2 separate regions of the Homo sapiens genome follow, and region 2 is linked to region 1. The links are chromatin contacts, found by Hi-C or POLR2A ChIA-PET in ENCODE. All regions are on one chromosome and are shown on one strand. Each heading gives the region's core, a stretch centred on a gene start or an enhancer-like site at or near the end of the contact. The rest is flanking DNA. Distances are from core to core; before and after follow the strand shown. Region 1 overlaps RAP1GDS1 (Rap1 GTPase-GDP dissociation stimulator 1). Region 2 overlaps METAP1 (methionyl aminopeptidase 1).

Region 1 (2,911 bases), core at 252-2,751:
TTACATTCATATAAGCCCTTATATTTTATGAAATCTTGTAATGAATTATAATTAACCTGGAACAAAAGAGGTGTATCTAGTGGATAGATGTGTGTGTAAGTGGTGAATAGGCACAGAGTTACAATGTCATTGCAACCTGGAGAGTCATACTGGGAGCAAAGACCATGTATATGAATAGGTATGACTACATGTTAAAGTAATAAATTCATGGATTAAGGTAGAAGTTAGGTGTGTAACATTTATGAAATATAGTTTGGAGTTTTCATTAAATAGAATAGTTTTTAGCTCTTTTGTTTCTCTTCAAATATTAGAAATATTTCTAATTATCCAAGTACTGCATGAATTGCCTTTGAAATATTGCACACATGCACCTGAACAGTTACTTTTTTGCTCAGATATTTTTTTTTTCAGATCATGTGTACATAATGTATGTTCACAAAACATATTTAGTATTTAGGTACATTCCTGTTAGATCTTGCATCTGTGGAACTTCATCGTGGAAACTAATTTATCAAAGTAGCACATTCACATTAGTTTCATATTCTTTTTAATTTTCAATTTTATTGGGACCAAGTAATAATTATGAAGGTAGTGATAAATGATTAAACTTTAAATACTTTTTCTAAGCTCTCAGTTTTCTTATTTGTTTTTCTTTTTTTTACTATAAGTTTTAGGGTACATGTGCACAACATGCAGGTTTGTTACATATGTATACATGTGCCATGTTGGTGTGCTGTACCCATTAACTCGTCATTTAACAATAGGTATATCTCCTAATGCTATCCCTCCCCGCTACCCCCATCCCACAACAGGCCCCAGTGTGTGATGTTCCCCTTCCTGTGTCCATGTGTTCTCAGTGTTCAGTTCCCACCTATGAGTGAGAACATGCGGTGTTTGGTTTTTTGTCCTTGCCATAGTTTGCTGAGAATGATGGTTTCCAGCTTCATCCATGTTCCTACAAAGGACATGAACTCATCGTTTTTTATGGCTGCATAGTATTCCATGGTGTATATGTGCCACATTTTCTTAATCCCGTCTATCATTGTTGGACATTTGGGTTGGTTCCAAGTCTTTGCTATTGTGAATAGTGCCGCAGTAAACATACGTGTGCATGTGTCTTTATAGCAGCATGATTTATAATCCTTTGGGTATATACCCAGTAATGGGATTGCTGGGTCAAGTGGTATTTCTAGTTCTAGATCCCTGAGGAATCACCACACTGACTTCCACAATGGTTGAACTGGTTTACCGTCCCACCAACAGTGTAAAAGTGTTCCTGTTTCTTCACATCCTCTCGAGCACCTGTTGTTTCCTGACTTTTTAATGATCGCCATTCTAACTGGTGTGAGATGGTATCTCATTGTGGTTTTGATTTGCATTTCTCTTAAGGCCTAGTGATGATGAGCATTTTTTCATGTGTCTGTTGGCTGCATAAATGTCTTCTTTTGAGAAGTGTCTGTTTATATCTTAACAGCAAGCATCTGTAGCCGCAGCAGCAGTGAAGAGAAGCATGATTTTTTTTCATATCATTAGAAGTCAGTGAAATGGGGAATAACTGGAGAATTTGATTATAATACAGTAGTCCCCCTTTATCCACAGGGATATGTTCCAAGATCAAGAGGCATGATTTTTGTGCTTAAACTTTTTTAGCTTGCTAAGAAGTAAGATAATTTGAATGGTGACTGAATATGTGATAATTATACAAGGTAGCCCTTTTTTTACTGTAGATATGTCACCTACCCATGAAAATGGGACAACTTATTTAATTCTCAGCAATCACAAAATTCTAAAATCTTTTGGAATAAATTTAACATTAAAGAATCTATATAAAAATAGAAACTTTCATGTTTATCAAGGTATAAACAAAATGTGGGAGCCTAGAAAAGGAAGGTTCCTCTGACTGCAGGAATACAGAAAGCTTCATGCAAGACTTGGCATATTAGTTGACTTCGCCAAGTAAGTAGCCATGCTAGATGTGGAAAATGCACAGAAAGGAATTTTAGAAAAGAATTTAATTCTCACAATTGTGAAAATGAAAGTGTGCTTGGGAAAAAGCCAATAATGTGGTGGGACTGACACACATGATGTTGTGTGAGAAAGTAATGGGAGATGGCATAATGTGAGTTGTAAAAGTTTCTGATCGGTTTAGGACCAGCTCTGGTAAACAAAAAAAAAAAAAAAAAAAAAGAAAGAAAAGTAGGAAACTGAAAATACAACATAGTAAAACTGAAAATATTATAATTTTTAAACACAGTCCTTTCCACTTGACATGCTAACAGAAACTACTATTCCTACTTCATTAGAGAAGCTTTTAAAAATAGCTTCATTCTGTCAGATACTAAACCCTTTAGATAAGTAAAACATAATATTCAAGAGAGATTGCTATTATTTCCAGCTGCTAAGCCAGGTGCCCCAAATTGACTTAATGCCATTCATTTTGAGATAAACTTGAAATTCTTCCATTCATGCATTGGCTGTATTCTAGGTACTTGAAAACCACATTAGCACAGAAATATTTTTTTTTTTGGATTTGATGTGGATAGTGATGCTTTCAAAGTAAAGCTTTGTTACTAGATAGTTATGTGAAAATAATAGATACAGAAAAAAATTGAGTGACATTTGAAGTGAGGTAAAAATGTCTTGAACTTTTACAAGCTCAGTTAGCAGTTCTTGTGTACTTGTCTCCTGTCGGTTTTATCATCAGCAATGGTATAATTGTCCAAAGATAACAAACACATATCTATCTATATACCCATGTATCTACTTACTGGCATATAGTAAAGTGATAGAATTGATTAACATTTAAAAGTATGAAGTTTTAGATCCAATAACCTTGAAAATAAAGCTACCATTTCTGAATAATATTGTGAGGAAGATAAACTGAAAAATGCCACCACAAATAACATAAAGA
Region 2 (2,911 bases), core at 282-2,781, 770 kb after region 1:
TGCATGCCAGGAGGCTGGGGATCACTGAAGTCACTTTAGAGGCTGCCTTCTAAAGCTGGTTCCTTATTGCGTTTTCTGTAAAATGAAAATTAGAATCTCTATCTTGCCAACACCCAGGGCTGCTAGACTGAGATGATTTATGTTATGTTATATACTTTAAAAGACTGCACAAATGTGCAGTAAAGTTTTTGTCATCCTCTTATAATAAGGATAAAGTTCTGATCACGTGCAACCAGTTGTAAAGATGGTAAGTATTTAGCAGTGAAAAGAAAGATAGTGGGAGGAAATTGTCATTTTGGCTACGTATTTCCATTAACTAGCACCTGGTTGGTGAGCCATGATGTAGTGTTTTCAGTAAGCAAATAACTTTCTATACAGCCAGCACAGGTAATTAATCATCAAATTATAGCAGATATACTTGAAGTGTAACTCAGCTAGGTTAAATCCCTGGACTAGAAAGTCTCAAATCTGCAGGAGAATTTCCTCAGAATAGCCAAATAAGTTTGACTTGACATTACTAAAAATCCTGTTTTATCAGATCACAATAAAATTACAGTAGTAATGTTTTAAATTTGTGTAAAGGCCATTTGTGTAAAGGCCATTACATTGAAAAACATCGATGTACTCATCTTTAGTTGCTTGATGAGGCATGAGTTAACTTTTTTAGGCCGCCTCGTATTTTCTTTTTAGCCTGGGATTTAATATTGCAAAAGTAGTTTACTTCACTACAGAGTTTATGTTCTGGGATTTGTCTGTCTGAGGCAGTGAGTCCTAGAGGTAATATGTTTCACCTAAAGATTACTCAAAATGAAGAAAGTATTGATTTTTTTTTAACATCTAATTTTGAAAGAAGAAAGCTCGCAAATACATCTTTTACAGTAGTATCTAGAATTGCCTTTCTCATTCCACCTCTGCTTCACATTCTCTTGGGCCTTTGCTTTCTGCTTTCCCTCATTATGACCCCTTCACCCCCTTTCCCTCCTTTCTCTGAGTTTTCTTTCATGGCCTCCCAGATTCACTGTCCCTTTGCTTCCCTTCTCTGGTTTCAACTCCTGTCCAGACCATTCTGCTTCATATTTTTCTTATGCTCTCACACCAGTCTTTCTTTTGCCCCTCTTTCTGATTCCAGGGGTATAGTTCACAAAAATTTCACTGTATAATCTGTTCTCACCATCTGTTTGTGTGCCTACCATTTTGAAATTATATCAGGAATTGAATGCTGTAATAAAACTGTAAACATTTACATGATTTCCTTCACAATATATGCTGAGTATAGTTTTGTCAGATGCCCAAGTTATACTAGGAAAGAGCTAAATTCATTCAAGTTTTTTTTCTGATTTTTTAATTGTAAAATACACATCTCATTTTTAAATGTACAGTTCAATATTATTAAATACATTCATAACGTTGTGCACCCATTACCACCATCCATCTCCAAAAGTCTTTTCATCTTGTAAAACTGAAACTCAACCCATTAAACATTCCCTTCCTATTGCTCACTACTCCCAGACCTTGGCACCCACTGTTCTGCTTTCTATCTCCATGATTTTGACTACTGTACTCTACCTCATAGAAGTGGAATCATTAAGCACATGCTTTTTTTTTTTTTTTTTTTTTGAGACGGAGTCTTGGTCTGTCGCCCAGGCTGGAATGCAGTGGCGCGATCTCAGCTCACTGCAAGCTCTGCCTCCCAGGTTCATGCCATTCTTCTGACTCAGCTTCCCGAGTAGCTGGGACTACAGGCGCCCAACACCATGCCCGGGTGATTTTTTGTATTTTTAGTAGAGATGGGGTTTCACTGTGTTAGCTAGGATGGTCTCAATCTCCTGACCTTGTGATCTGCCCGCCTCGGCCTCCCAAAGTGCTGGGATTACAGGCGTGTGCCACCGCGCCTGGCCAAGCATATGCTTTTTTATGACTGGCTTATTTCACTTAGCATTATGTTCTCAAGGTTCATCTGTGTTGTAGCATATTGCAGAATGTCCTTTTTAAAAAATTTCCTGTTTTAAAATGGACAATTATTGTACATATTCATAGGGTACATAGTGATGCTTTGATACATATAATGATACATATAATTAATTAAGGTTGTTACTCAAAGTTGTGGTGATTGGTATCAATATGTTGTTAAAATGAAATCCAGCGCCTTTATTTTGGAAATTCCATCTTGATTTGATATTTGGGATATATAAAAAATGTGGTTGTAATACATCTGATGAAATTTAAACATCAAACATACTGAAGACCAAAATGAAGTTGGAAAGGCATTAGCTAAAACAATTGGCATGTAAATAAGGATCTTAGTAGTGAATTTTTTCCTTGGCTTTCTTCTTGATAGAGTTCATTTAGAAAACTGAGTGAACTAAGAAATTGTTTTTGTTTGTTGAAGGCGGATGGCAGGATGAAACCTGGCCAGATGGTTGGACTGCGGTGACAAGAGACGGAAAGCGGTCTGCTCAGTTTGAGCACACCCTCCTGGTCACAGACACTGGCTGTGAAATCCTAACCCGGCGACTTGACAGTGCACGGCCTCACTTCATGTCTCAATTTTAATTTCTCCCAAGATGGCACATCTCAGTACCTTCTTACTGTGCTATGCATTTTATTGAGAGTACAGAAAGGAAGAGGAACCTTTTTTTAATCACTTGTTTTGTTTTGACTATAGATAAGAAAGGACTACAGCATTTGATGTGTGTCCTCAAGAACTTGTCTTGGGTCTGAAAAAGCTGAGAAGAATAAAGGAAACATTGCTCAACTCTTCAGCCCCCTCCCCCTGCACACCTGTTTTCTCATTTGCCCTTTGAGCACTTTTACTTAAACTTGCTTGTAGTTGCTTTTATCACTGCCGCAAAACAGCCATCAAGAGCCATCTGCTTTCCAGGTGAACATTGGAAATGAGAATCTTTGAAAC

What was found. A loop is a pair of places that touch in the nucleus more often than their neighbours do. ChIA-PET counts read pairs that join two places held with the same protein, here RNA polymerase II (POLR2A). Pooled maps may share reads with other maps.
Region 2: a loop to region 1 is called in a map with no recorded cell type, with 2.5 times the contacts of the local background. The contact joins two enhancer-like sites. A Hi-C loop is called at or near these places in 1 of 37 single-sample maps with no recorded cell type and 2 of 50 pooled maps. POLR2A ChIA-PET finds 5 or more read pairs at or near these places in 3 of 52 experiments (AG04450, Panc1 and activated T-cell).

The regions. Positions count from the first base shown.
Region 1 is chr4:98,287,389-98,290,299 of GRCh38, forward strand. The region is part of intron 1 of RAP1GDS1 (Rap1 GTPase-GDP dissociation stimulator 1); the gene reads left to right. Among named protein-coding and RNA genes, the nearest start is that of RAP1GDS1, 27 kb to the left of the region's middle. Within about 2 kb of position 1,502, at least 3 of the 41 ENCODE cell types and tissues checked have a DNase peak (open chromatin) inside an H3K27ac peak, as active enhancers do.
Region 2 is chr4:99,058,765-99,061,675 of GRCh38, forward strand. METAP1 (methionyl aminopeptidase 1) reads left to right here. Exons shown (of 11, transcript NM_015143.3): 11 at 2,390-2,911. The coding sequence ends at 2,553. Among named protein-coding and RNA genes, the nearest start is that of ADH5, 29 kb to the right of the region's middle. Within about 2 kb of position 1,532, at least 11 of the 41 ENCODE cell types and tissues checked have a DNase peak (open chromatin) inside an H3K27ac peak, as active enhancers do.